3 separate regions of the Homo sapiens genome follow, and regions 2 and 3 are each linked to region 1. A link is a contact called in ENCODE Hi-C or POLR2A ChIA-PET data. All regions are on one chromosome and are shown on one strand. The core of a region is the stretch at or near the end of the contact, and the rest is flanking DNA. Distances in the headings are between cores, read along the strand shown.

Evidence for each region. A loop is a pair of places that touch in the nucleus more often than their neighbours do. ChIA-PET counts read pairs that join two places held with the same protein, here RNA polymerase II (POLR2A). Pooled maps may share reads with other maps.
Region 2: a map of B cell shows a loop between it and region 1 (18-fold over the local background). The contact joins the promoter of CCNG2 here to the promoter of ANKRD17 in region 1. A Hi-C loop is called at or near these places in 1 of 168 maps with a recorded cell type or tissue (B cell), 1 of 37 single-sample maps with no recorded cell type and 9 of 50 pooled maps. POLR2A ChIA-PET finds 5 or more read pairs at or near these places in 1 of 52 experiments (activated CD4-positive, alpha-beta T cell).
Region 3: a loop to region 1 is called in a map of CD8-positive, alpha-beta T cell, with 19 times the contacts of the local background. The contact joins the promoter of SULT1B1 here to the promoter of ANKRD17 in region 1. A Hi-C loop is called at or near these places in 1 of 168 maps with a recorded cell type or tissue (CD8-positive, alpha-beta T cell) and 5 of 50 pooled maps. POLR2A ChIA-PET finds 5 or more read pairs at or near these places in 1 of 52 experiments (T-cell).

What each region holds. Positions count from the first base shown.
Region 1 is chr4:73,256,409-73,260,897 of GRCh38, forward strand. It overlaps ANKRD17 (ankyrin repeat domain 17), which reads right to left and starts at 2,390. Exons shown (of 34, transcript NM_032217.5): 1 at 1,868-2,390. The coding sequence starts at 2,260. ANKRD17-DT (ANKRD17 divergent transcript) reads left to right here and starts at 2,758. Exons shown (of 5, transcript NR_187399.1): 1 at 2,758-3,000. RefSeq lists enhancers at 1-42, 2,443-3,039, 2,642-2,911 and a silencer at 2,082-2,481.
Region 2 is chr4:77,154,828-77,159,316 of GRCh38, forward strand. It overlaps CCNG2 (cyclin G2), which reads left to right and starts at 2,380. Exons shown (of 8, transcript NM_004354.3): 1 at 2,380-2,679; 2 at 3,706-3,843. The coding sequence starts at 3,706. LOC101928864 (a long non-coding RNA gene) reads right to left here and starts at 3,237. Exons shown (of 2, transcript XR_244659.5): 1 at 443-3,237; 2 at 1-149. RefSeq lists silencers at 1,939-2,058, 2,479-2,548, 2,579-2,688.
Region 3 is chr4:69,758,675-69,763,163 of GRCh38, forward strand. It overlaps SULT1B1 (sulfotransferase family 1B member 1), which reads right to left and starts at 1,946. Exons shown (of 8, transcript NM_014465.4): 1 at 1,785-1,946.

The sequences.
Region 1 (4,489 bases), core at 1,140-3,639:
AAGTAATGGTATTTTGCCTATAGCTGCATGATTGTGTTACCTTGCTATTCAGTAACTATTTTTCTGAATGATATCAGGAGGGTGATAAAAGGAAATAAATTATTATTAAAAAGTGTACAGGTCTGAGACATTAGAAAACTTTGATTTGTACTTTTGCTACTACCCACCACAACCACTTTCCTCTAAACCTTGTTTTCCTCCTTTTTAAAATAAAGGGCTGAATTACCTGTAAAATGTTTCTCACCTTTGAGAAGAATCATACAATTGAATGATTCTAAGTACCATAACAAATTTTATTAGGGATAAGGACCCCATTACATCTTTCTCTTCCTTGTTTCAAATGCCGCCAGAGCAACACACTATCCTAAACATCCAAGTAGGCCAATATAAGTCTATCAATACAAACCTATTCTCAGAATCCAACAGGCTAAAAGGGAATAAAAACAAGGACTGGCATATTTTTGTCATACATACTTCAGCACTTAATATCTCTACCTATACAACTTCATCCAGTCTGAGATAAAAGAGAATCTGGTCTTCTACAAATAGACATGTGTCAAATCCTTTAAAAGGTACTTCTCTATTTCAACAGAGACCAGGATTCAATAATTCCAATTTTCGGAAAACCAGACTTGCATCAAAATAAGTTCCATGTTTGTGGAAGAGAATAAATAGTAAGTGGTACTTTTAGATGAATCACTTGGTCTCCTCTTAGAACTAAGTTTAAAATCAGCCTTTAAAGCTGTTTTCCCTCTGCTGATAAAGATTTCCCTCTCCAAATAAAGATTTTTCTAGATTCTATTTCAGGAAGGAGACAAGAGAGTGGTAAAACAGCTAATAACTAGTAAAGCTAACTCTCAGTTGGTTGTCAGTATGGTATGTTTTACTGAGCCTTTGGGTTGTAAGGGCTTCTGTGAGGAATAAGGTCCTGCAACGCCGCCTGTCTGTGGACCCAGGAAAAATTATAAAGTTATTATGAAACCAGATCACTAGGACAAACCGAGAGGCCTTCCTATTCCAACTCACCACAACCAGGCCTGGCTCCAAAGCCTACCCTTTGGCTGTCCCATATTACGGGACAACAGGTCCTAGCTTAATTCTAACTCACTAAGGAAACATTCGAAGGCATGTATGTATGTACGTGTAAGGATCAAATATATTTTTCATCCACTTACAAATGTATATGGTCATTTGTAATTATTTAAAGTTACTGATAAATTTATACAAATACAGCATCAGTTCATCGAAAATCCCTGGGAGATCGAGGAAATGAAGTTACTTCAGCAGCCAGGATAGTTACGAAAAACCCTGCAGAACAGTATGGAAAAGTACAGCTTCTCACGTGTCCCTCACATACACAAACACTTAGCTCTGAGTCCATTACAACCTTACGTCCCCCCTCAAACTGCTCCCCTCCACCTCACAACTGGGAGAAGTTGATCAACCTCCTAGTTGGTCCCCAAGAGACTCATTTACCCATTATTTTACTCCTCCCGCTTTGATCCCGATCCCGCCTCAGACTAAGGTGGCCCTACTGGCCCCAGGCAGACCACCCCCCCACCCCCCGGCGTGCAAACAGGGAATCTAACCAATTCCCTCCATCCTTAACCAAGTGAGCCATCCCATGATAACAGGCTGTTCACCAACTCTGTGAACTCCGTGGTCCTCCCACCCCCACGTGTCAGCTACCCTCCCCCACATTCCCACACCTCACGATTTAGGCCGAGGGAAGAAAGGGGGCAGTCGAAAGCCTGGCCCCTAAGAGATCAACCCACTGGAATCTGTCCCACTCCAAATCCCCTCCCACCTTCGGCCCCTATCCCTTACAGTCCCTTCCTCCCTCCTTCCTTTGAAACCAGGCCCTTGCCTCAGAAACCTCCTCTTCCTCGTCGTCGTCGTCCTCTTCTTCCTCGCTGTTGTTACTGCTGGTGCCGCCGCCGCCACCTCCGCCTCCACCGCCGCCTCCACCGCCGCCGCTGTTGTCGCTGTCGCTGCTGCTTTCGCTGCTGCTGGGGGGTCGGCAAGTCCGGTTACGCTTGGCCTTGTGGTGCTGCTGCTGCGGCGGCTTCTTCTTCAGGAGCAGGTCGCAGACTCGCACCATCCCACGAGGAGACGAGGCCGAGCGAGCTCTGCTGCTGCCGCCAACGCCGCCGCCGACCTCCGCCGCCGCGGGGGGGCCCGCCACAGCCGCCACCGCCGGGGGGCTCCCTTCTCCTTCTGCAGCCGTCGCCGCCGCCACCGGAACCGTCGCCTTCTCCATCCCCAGGGAAAGAGGGAGGGCGCGGACGGGGGAGGGGCGTGGGGCTACGCTCTACCGCGACTTCGGCCGCACTGGGGCCGACACAGCAATCGGTGCCGCCTCCGCCGCCACCGCCTCGGTCACCTCTACTGCCGCCGCCGCCGCCGCCGCTCCGCCAGCTCTCACCTCGTCTCGCGATACTAAGGGCGGGGAGCCTGACGATGGGAGGGAGGGAGGGAGGGAGAGGGAGGGAGCAAGGGAAGGAGGGTGAGGCGTAACAGGGAGACCGGGTGTCGGGAGAACCAGAGGAGAGGAGACTGGAAAGAAGCGGGGAAGTGTGCCTGGGGCAGCTTCCGAAGGGGAACGGCGGGGACAGATGAGGGGGGCGCGATTGCAACCAGAGCGCCCGCGAGCTCCCGGATTTCTTCTCTTTCCTCGCTATTTCCCGCACACACAGCCCTGCAGCCCTCCCTTCTTCCTTCCTGGCTTGTGATTAGAACGCAGCCGCAGGCGGAAGTGCAGTGACGCCATCAGCCGTCGCCTGAGCCGTGGCGCGCGGGTGGCCGAAAGGCGAAAGTGAGATTTCAAGGGCCGGGTCTGGGGCCCCGCGGGCGCGCAGTGCTGCGGCGTGTGGGGAGTACGGGGAGGCTGGAGAGGAGCCGGCCCCGGGCAGTGTGAGGTGCGGAAGCGCGGTCCAGACACTTTGCTGACGGGAGGCCGGTCCGCCAGATCCGGGAGGTGGGGCCTCGTTCTGGACTGCTGTACGTAGTTTTATTCCTGGTCATTTTTTTCCACCGCCAAATCGAGAGATAGAGCTTTGGATCATGAGAGATGGCGTCGTGTTGGGAAAAGAGCCTTCTTTACCTGAGTTTAAGCTCGGCTCATAGACATCCTCTACCTGAGTTTACACGTGTGTAATATGAAGGCAGTCGATTAGGAGATGTCTAAGATCATTACTTACACCTCAAGTTTCCAAGGGGAGGAAGACACGGGAAGGATGCGTGGTCTGTGCCAGACTTTGTAGACGATTCACTGAATGACCCTGATTTAGCTCTTCCGGCCCTCTTCGATTCAGCTTGGAAGCAAGCATAAATAGTGATTGTTGTCTGTATACTTCTCTCGGAAGGAATGCTGTTATGGGAGTTGTGGGTTCATTTTTAGGTGTCTGAAGAAGTTTCAGGACTTTTGAAATGATAGTGGAGCCCATTGAACTCAGAATTATCCCTTTCTGGTCTAGTAGGAGTATAGTGGCATACGGAAAATGAAGCAAACATCAAAGACAGATGTACTGGCACAAGATTAAAAGTATGTCTCAGCTGACATAGTTGCCATTTTAAGACTGCTTAGTTTAGCTGAATATGCCTGGATTTTTTTTTTTTTTAGCATTTTTTTTCTTTTTAGCATTGGCATACCATATGAAATGTGGGCAGTTGCCAGTACTCTACAGAGTACCAAGGCAGAATTGGCAATGACTAAATCAATTCATTCAAACAAAAATTCATCATGTGCCTACTGTGCGCATAATTTGTGGAATCAAAGTCTCTTGTTTCCAGGGGCTTTACAGTGTAATAAGTGCTATAGTAAATATATATACGGAGTGGTAACCATCTGCCTATTCCTCTCCTACAGTCGTTGCTGAGTTCCAGTGTAGAACAGAGCACTGCATTGTGTATCTCACCACTACTGATTTAGATTTTATAATTTCAGCTGCATCCCTCCCTCCTACTTTGTATATTCTTCAGCATCTTTTTCTCCCTTTCCACTTGAATACTTTTCGCAATCTTTAAATCCCAGCCCATTTTATTATATGACTTTTAACTTAGACTTCACAATTTTCCAAGTGCTAGAAATTTCCTGAGATTGCCTTTTCTCCAGTATCAACGAATGAGAGACTCCCTGTTCATATATGAGATAAACTCTTCATACATATTCTAGTTCCAATACCCCTCTTTCTCATGCATTTATTATCTTTTCTGTTGTCAACCTTCTACAAATTCTGGTTCCTTAGCTAATTCTTCTGTAGCTTTCAATTATTTCCTTCACAAGCAAACTTTCTTTCTTTAAAAAGTATTCTATACTCAGGAGGCTGAAGCAGGAGAATCGCTTGAACCTGCGAGGCGGAGTTTGCAGTGAGCTGAGATCCTGCTACTGCACTCTAGCTTGGGCGACAGAGCGAGACTCCATCTCAAAAAAAAAGTGTCTACAATCAGTGTCTTTTTTGTTTTCTGAAATTGACTTGTCAGCCCTCTG
Region 2 (4,489 bases), core at 1,130-3,629, 3.9 Mb after region 1:
TAAAGGGCTCCATCTTGGACAACTTGATCAGTCTTTTCTTCTGTGCTGAGCAGGGCCTGCCAAGAGCAGGAAATTCAACGCCATTTACAAAGCTTTCTTGTCTTACTCTCAGAGAAAGCCATCACTGTTCACATCATTCAAGAGGCTGTCTGTAAAAGGACACATAAAATACCAGTTATGAAATATAGAGTACACATTTAGTATAGCTTCATATCATTTAGTGCTAAGCAGCAAGATGATTATGTCAAATAAAAGTTATCACTTATTTATGTTTAAAAGATCAGATAAGCATTGGATAAAATTATGTAGCCTAAGCAAAGGACAATTTCTAAATCTTTTCCTTTTTGTTTTATATAGTCTGTTATTTTTAAAGTCTTCTACCACATAAATTTGCATTTCCTCTTTCACATCACTTATAAAATAACGTATGTTCCTTTTTTACCTTTGCCTTCTTACTTGAAAAAAACATCCCCAGTCTCCTTCATGCTTTGATCACAAACTCTTCATTTCTCTGATGGTGGATAGTTGGTCGAGCTGCTTTCTGTCTGTGGGCCCTGTCCACTCAGCCTATTGATGCTCTGTACAATGAGCTGTCATCTCTGTAATTTTAATCTTAGCTCTAGTCTCTAAGTTAGTTTCATGCTCCTATTATGTTTATCAGCATAGATTTCCAGCAAGATGATTATGTCAAATAAAAGTTATCACTTAATGTTTAAAAGATAAAACAAGCATTGGATAAAATTATGTAGCCTGTAAATCATTTAAAACTGGTGTGCTAATTTTATCTTATTTTCCAAAACCCTCACCAAGCTCACACCTCTCTGAAATAAGTGTTAGCTTTTTGGGCTGCCTTCCCCCAGTTGCTCTGTGCTCCAAACAGATGCCTGTGTTTAGTCCGAGCTAATATGCAAAGGGACCTAGTTTTAAAATTCCTTAGCTGCTCCGCAAAGAAGAGCGCTGCCAAAGCTATGTTGTGTGCCTTCCCATATTTCACAAGTAACAAAATAATTCACAGAAAACACATAGAAGAACAGAAAGGAGAAATCTCTTCCCAGGGACTATCTGATTATGTAGATTAGAACTCACGAATATGGTATTTTCTAATTTAGGAGGGAGAGAGTAAACAAATAAATGTTCCAGGGCAGTCAACCACATGCCCCATTGATATTCCGTGTGAAAGTGTCTCTGGCCTAAGGCACCTGGTTTGTTTGCTTTTTGTCCCGTCCTGGGAGACGTGTCGCCTATAATAACAACGCTAATTATAATGAACAATAAATGATAATTTATGGGTTACCAAGGACCAAGAAGCTCTGGGAGTCTTCATTAAAACAACAGCACTACAACCTCTGGAGGTACGCCGTAATTATTAGATGTTTACGTACCCTCATCAGCGTGCTAAGTTTTTATTGAAAAGCCCCTCCTTCAGTCCCTCCTGAATTTTTTTAAATTATGGAAAAATTCCAAGACACAGAACTAGAAAGAATACTGTAATGCAGCCTCGAGTACCCATCACCCAGCTTCGACCCTCAACTTTTTGCCTATCTTATTTCACCTCTCTTCTCCATTTTTTTTTCTCTTGGACTGTAAAATTTTAAAGCAAATACCCAAACTTGTAGCATTTATTGAATATTTTAGTAAACGCCCCGACAATGTTATAATAATTTGGTGGGTTATTGCAAAATGGAACGCCAAGACAAAATAAAGAAGGAATGTAGAAAACTCTCCCGTGGCTGAAAAGGCTGTCACAAAGGTTAGCTGTTAGGAGAAGCGCCGCGAGCGTGACATTCCCCCAAGAAAGGCGGAGGCAGCCAGGCGAGAAGGCACAGCCCCGCAGGGCAGGTAACTGAATACCTTCTCCGCTGCACACCCAGGCATGCGCAATCCAGACCCTGGAGTTGCTAAGGCCCCAAGGCAGAGAGAGGCTCAGGCTACGGAGAAAGCCAATCAGAGGGCTCCAAGACTGATAAGTTAGCCAATCCAGATTCGAGGGTGAATCAGGTCCTCAGCATGCCCATCGCCCCACCCGCATCCAATCAGAGAGCCGGCTACTTTGGGCGGACTTTTCAAAACAGCGAAAACAAAACAAATCGGGGACCTTTAAAAGGCGTAATGAGACCAGAAACGATCTCCTTCCGCCCCTCTGTCTTCCCCCGTTCCCCAACGCAGATCAATCGCGGAATAAGCCCGACGCCCAGATTCCGCTCTCCGCCCTAGCGCCAGGCGGGAGGACTGGCTCGGCAAAGCCAAGGAGAGCTAGGGAGGCCGCGAGAGAGGCTCGAGACGGCAGCTTAGGGGCGGGACTCTTTTTTAAAGTCCGTGGAGGAAGTGCAGGATCCCTCCGCGGGGAGTCACGTGCCCCGCCCCCTTGGGGGCGTCGAAACTCTTAACAAAAACAAGGGGCTCGGGGAGGTTTCCGCTGAGGCGGCGGGGGTGCGGCGGTGGGCTGGTCTTCCGCGGCCGGCGTTGCGCCGCGGCGGAGGGTGGGCGCGCGGGGAGCGGGATGGAGCCGGGGCTGTGAGGCCGAGGCGGCGGTGCCTGGGAGGAAGGGTCGGATGCCGGACCGGGGGCACCGCTGAGGCGGTGGGTCCCCGACCTGCGAGACAGGTTTGGAAGCCCCCGCTGCGCCCAGTCCGTGCGGACCGCGAGGCCGCGGGCGGGTGGAGGCGCGTCTCCGGCACGGTGAGTGGACCCGCCCAGGGCCGCCGTGGGTTTCTTTGTTCGTGGTGGGGACTGTGGGCTTTGAGGAGGTTGGTACCATGCGAGTGCCTCGGTGCTGCCTGCTCCTCATCCGCTGGAGCGACCAGGGTGCTGCCCTCAGCCCCAGCCCCGGGGGGAGCTGGCGCCCGCGATGGACAGATAGATGCTCGTGGGGTGGAAGGAGGTTGCGACTAGGTTAAGGGCAGTCTCCGCCTCGGTGCCCCCCGCCCCCGCTCGTGTTGTCACGGGGACTTGCTGGCGTGGTGCTTCTCGAATTGACAGCCCCGGGGCTCTGCAGAGTTGTGGGGCCCCGGCATCAGTGGGTGGACGGGTGTTGTCCCTACGGGCGCGGGGCGGGCGGGCTGGACTGGACTTCTCTCCCCGGACCGTAGCCGGGTGTGCCGCGCCACCCCAGGGCTCCTGGGACGGGGGTATCCGCCTCTCGGGTAAGTCCGGAATCGGCGCTGCAGCAGCGGACGGGAAAAGCTGGGGGCGGGACTCTCCGAGAGGGGCTTCTGCAGCTGGGCGCCCCGGGCGGGCGGGGCTCGGGAGTCTCCTCCCTCCGCTTCTTTGTTCAGTCGCGAGACTCTCCCTCCCCTCCCCCCTATTGTGCAACACCCCATCCCCGGGACCCGCTGCAGTCGCTCGCCACACTGCAGTCCCCTGGGCAGAAGGCCCTCCCTGGCGCGACTTCAGGTGGGGCAGACCGAGGGGACGCCGGCGCCCGCGGACAGTTTCCTGTTTGTGAAACGCCAAGAGGCCAGGGCTGGCCGGTCTTACCCAGCGCTGGCCGGCGGACCTGACCACGGCTCCTCCCCCTGCCACACCTCCCTGGCCGTGGTGGGGATTGCCCTGGGGCTCTGGCGGACGTGACTGGTCCCTTCACCCGCTCCTTGTCGGGGTGTGCTGGGGCGACCCTTGCTGGAGGTACTGGCCTCAGCCCTTTCTCCCGCTTCCCCACCCCTCTTACCCCCAGATTACATTCTCTGTGTGGTGTCTTTACTGCAGATGAAGGATTTGGGGGCAGAGCACTTGGCAGGTCATGAAGGGGTCCAACTTCTCGGGTTGTTGAACGTCTACCTGGAACAAGAAGAGAGATTCCAACCTCGAGAAAAAGGGCTGAGTTTGATTGAGGCTACCCCGGAGGTAAGTTGGCAGAAAAGATAACTTGCTCAAGCAGCTGATGGGGCTTGGAGGAGGTAACCCCCCCGCCCCCGTTGAATCATGACTAAAGCCTGCAAAATTTCTTAAAAGTTGTTCTTTCTGGAGTACCAAGATAAACCTTATTACAGGTTAATGCTTTTGTTTCTTAGCAAGAATGAGAGTGATACTTTAGAGAAGTGGGGTTTTTTGTTGTTGTTTTTAATGTGGCACCCTCCTCGCTGCCCCCCATACTCCAGCCTGCAGCTTCAGGATGGGAGACCCCGGGTGAATTGAGTAGTTCATTTGTGCAAACACCCTCTGCCTGTGAAATACATATTTATAGTAGAATCTTAAATGACTTTAGAAAAGCAAACAAAAGAACCCTTTCTCTCCATTCCAAGGGAATTGAATTATATTTGCTATAACTCTCTGAAATCTTGCAACAGTTCACCTTATATTGAATTGCTGAAGCTCTTTTATGATGCGTATTTTTAAGAAGCAGTGATTTACGTCTTACAGATGATAAAGTGTATAGCTTTAGTTAAGCGATACCACTCTTTCCACCTATATTCTTGAAGATTGAGGGAAAAAAATTAACCTTATTCTTGGGAAAAAATTAACCTTATTCTTTGGACCTGTATGTGTTTTT
Region 3 (4,489 bases), core at 696-3,195, 3.5 Mb before region 1:
TACCCTTTTCATACTGTCTGCTAAAATTATATAGACAAATTGATTCCCCATGTAGCAAGTAGCTTATATTATATATTTATAGCATCATTTCTGGTTCCATTTCATGTCTTGGTTCATCCTTTGCCTTTTCTTTATTTATTCATCTTAATTTAATTTGTACTATTCTTTTATATGCATAAAATTGATTTACAGTTTCTATTCAAATTACAGTCCATGTACAAGCCCCATGTGTTATTGGCCTTAACGGAGAGCTTGTTGGAAATGTGGAATCTCAGGTTTCAACCCAGAATCAGAATCTACATTTTAGTAAGATCCTCAACTAATTTGTTTGCACTTAAAACTTGAGCAAATGACTTTAAACTACCTTTAATTATCTAATGATACAGGGTGTAAGTAAATGATTTAATCAAAATGAATTCAGGGTCTTTTAAAACAAATTGTACTGATTGTGCTTCATGTATATGATCTCTAATCATTACCTACCCTGAAATGATAAGTCTTACTTGCATTTTGTGGATAAGATTAGGAAACAGATCTTCAGAGCGTCTGCTCAAAGAAACACAGAAAGGGAGTGGCAACCCAGGAATGGACTTTAGTTTGCCCAGCTCTGTTCATGTGATCATACTGAAAATTTACCGTAGGCCCAACCCAGAGTCAAAAATGTCCGTGATTTATCTCATTCAAACAAGAGTATTTACAAATTGGAAGGGATTTTTGCTTTGACAATGAAAATCCCCCGTGACAAAAAGGTCAGGCACTTCATGCTGTAAAATTGTTGCCGGAGAAGGATGGAATGAGTAGGAAGATGAAAATAAGGCAGCTGTTTGTGAATATATGCTAGTCACCTCTGGGAAGTGGGTGTGTCCAATTCAGGAAGCTACAGGGTATTAGGCATCAAACAGCATTACCTCGTCATGACCAGTGGATAAATGATGAGTTCTGAATTATATGGGGAGAAGAGTATGGAGAGGAGGACTGGAAGATGTCAAATAATTAATATAATTAAACTAGATATGCTGAAAGATGATTTATGAATGACATTTACTTTAAAATCTAAAAATTAGTTCATAAAATATTTTAAACCCTATTGGAAAGGAACAGGCTATTTAAAGTAGTTGTAAATTATACATGGGATCTCAAGACTTCCTATTTAAGATGAGCCATAGGCTGAAAATTAAAATGTCTAAAATTGACTTTAAGGAATATTAATGGAACAAAAGAGAAAAATAAAAAACAATGCCTGTTTTAGAAGAAACTGAGTCATTTTACATTAAAACTATATTTTTCCATCAATTAGAAAAAACAATTTCTTTCATTTGTCATACTCTGACAAAGTTTAGCTCTATCTGATACACATCAAATCAAGCTACTTAAATAAATGTGGTAAACGACATATTTTATATTCTGGAGTGCACCTTAAAGGTGTGTGTATGTGCATATGTGTGCATGAATGCATGTGAGTAGGACTGGATGAAGGATGGGAGCAGAGAAACGAAAACTTGAAAAAGATTTCTTTTTCTTTAAGTGGCTTACAGTTTCTTGAGAAGACCTCCATTCCTTGCATGCTTCAGTTCCACTAAATGTAGAAAAATAAAATTGAACATTGAAAGCTTGAGAGATTTTAGACAGCATAAACAATGAAAGTTTCCTATAAGAAAATTGGAATTATGCAAAAGACTTTCTAATTATAAAATATGTTCAAAACAGAAATTGTTCTGAGGCACACAATATTCTGCGGGGATAGGACAAAACTTCAAGGAAAGAAATTGAAAAGCAAATTTTACCTCACAATTTAATCCCTTTGTTCAGTTTTCATTTTCAGGCAGTGAAGCTGCTGTAGAGTAACCATGGGAAACGGTGGTGGTTCTGGCAGGCAATGGGGAGCACAGGAAGGCTCCTGGCACCAGAAAAAAAAAAGTTCAAGGTTTGATCTGAACGTAGCAATCACTGAGTTTACAGGCAGCTAAGATATAAAAAGGTTAAACTACCCACACCCACAATCACACACACACACATACACACACATGAGGCAAGTTCCACTGTTTCAACAGCTAGCAAAGCCAGGAAGCCAGGAAGTGGTTCAGGGTGGTGGCCATAAGTCAGCACAAGCACAGGCTGTTTAGATTTTAAGCTCTCTGCAAGCTTCAAAGTGTCTGAGAAATGCAGAGGGAAAGAACATGAAGGGTTAGTGGATCAAAATTGTTGCTTCTCTATATCTTATAAGAATGTCTTCTAACAATTTTGGTCATAACAGAAATAAAAATTGGTTTTGTGTGTGTTTGTGCATGTGTCAGTATGTTTCCATCTGGAATAAACGTGAGTTTCTAATATCATTAAATGTCAAACATATTAAAGATGAAATGATTAATTACTTTGGCATCAGAAACACAAATACTCTAATCATTTCCACAACTCTTGGTTTTTTCTTCTTTTGGTATGCAGAATCACATAAACAAGAAATGAGTGGAAATCAATCCATTTTTTAAGAGCACTCGTCTCAAACTTACACACAACTACAACCACCAAGCTCTTGCCCCTGAGTTATACCTATGAAGGCCTGGGAAAGTCAGGAAGACCAGAGGGAAACTAGCACATTCCTTTAGACCATCAGTTTAACTTATAAATGTATTAAAGAAATGTAAAGCATATTTTCTTCTTAAAAGATGCTGCCGCTCTCCCTCTCCCTCTCCCTCTCCCTCTCCCTCTCCTCTTTCCACGGTCTCCCTCTGATGCCGAGCCGAAGCTGGACTGTACTGCTGCCATCTCGGCTCACTGCAACCTCCCTGCCTGATTCTCCTGCCTCAGCCTACCGAGTGCCTGCGATTGCAGGCGCGCCGCCACGCCTGACTGGTTTTCGTATTTTTTGGGTGGAGACGGGGTTTCGCTGTGTTGGCCGGGCTGGTCTCCAGCTCCTAACCGCGAGTGATCCGCCAGCCTCGGCCTCCCGAGGTGCCGGGATTGCAGACGGAGTCTCCTTCACTCAGTGCTCAATGGTGCCCAGGCTGGAGTGCAGTGGCGTGATCTCGGCTCGCTACAACATCCACCTCCCAGCAGCCTGCCTTGGCCTCCCAAAGTGCCGAGATTGCAGCCTCTGCCCGGCCGCCACCCCGTCTGGGAAGTGAGAAGCGTCTCTGCCTGGCCGCCCATCGTCTGGGATGTGAGGAGCCCCTCTGCCTGGCTGCCCAGTCTGGAAAGTGAGGAGCATCTCTGCCCAGCCGCCATCCCATCTAGGAAGTGAGGAGCGCCTCTTCCCGGCCACCATCTCATCTAGGAAGTGAGGAGCGTCTCTGCCCGGCTGCCCATCGTCTGAGATGTGGGGAGCGCCTCTGCCCTGTCGCCCTGTCCGGGATGTGAGGAGCGTCTCTGCCCGGCCGCCCCGTCTGAGAAGTGAGGAGACCCTCTGCCTGGCAACCGCCCTGTCTGAGAAGTGAGGAGCCCCTCCGCCCAGCAGCCGCCCCGTCTGAGAAGTGAGGAGCCCCTCCGCCCGGCAGCCACCCCGTCCGGGAGGGAGGTGGGGGGGTCAGCCCCCCGCCTGGCCAGCCGCCCCGTCCGGGAGGTGAGGGGCGCCTCTGCCCGGCCGCCCCTACTGGGAAGTGAGGAGCCCCTCTGCCCGGCCAGCCGCCCCATCCAGGAGGGAGGTGGGGGGGGTCAGCCCCCCGCCTGGCCAGCCGCCCCATCCGGGAGGGAGGGGGGGGGTCAGCCCCCCGCCCGGCCAGCCACCCCGTCCGGGAGGTGAGGGGCGCCTCTGCCCGGCCGCCCCTACTGGGAAGTGAGGAGCCCCTCTGCCCGGCCACCACCCCGTCTGGGAGGTGTACCCAACAGCTCATTGAGAACGGGCCATGATGACAATGGCAGTTTTGTGGAATAGAAAGGGGGGAAAGGTGGGGAAAGGATTGAGAAATCGGATGGTTGCCGTGTCTGTGTAGAAAGAGGTAGACATGGGAGACTTTTCATTTTGTTCTGTACTAAGAAAAATTCTTCTGCCTTGGGATCCTGTTGATCTGTGACCTTACCCCCAACCCTGTGCTCTCTGAAACATGTGCTGTGTCCACTCAGGGTTGAATGGATTAAGGGCGGTGCAAGATGTGCTTTGTTAAACAGACGCTTGAAGGCAGCATGCTCATTGAGAGTCATCACCACTCCCTAATCTCAAGTACCCAGGGACACAAACACTGCGGAAGGCCGCAGGGTCCTCTGCCTAGGAAAACCAGAGACCTTTGTTCACTTGTTTATCTGCTGACCTTCCCTCCACTATTGTCCTGTGACCCTGCCAAATCCCCCTCTGCGAGAAACACCCAAGAATGATCAATGAAAAAAAAAAAATAAAATAAGAACTACAAAAAAAAAAAAAAAAAAGATGCTGCCAACAGATTCCTAATCTTTGCCAGTCAGGGTTGTTTTATTTTCATTTTGTAAAGAGGGTGGAAGAGTATTAAAGAGAGAATACAGACAAAAGGGGTTTATGTGCACCTATTATAGTTGTATTTTG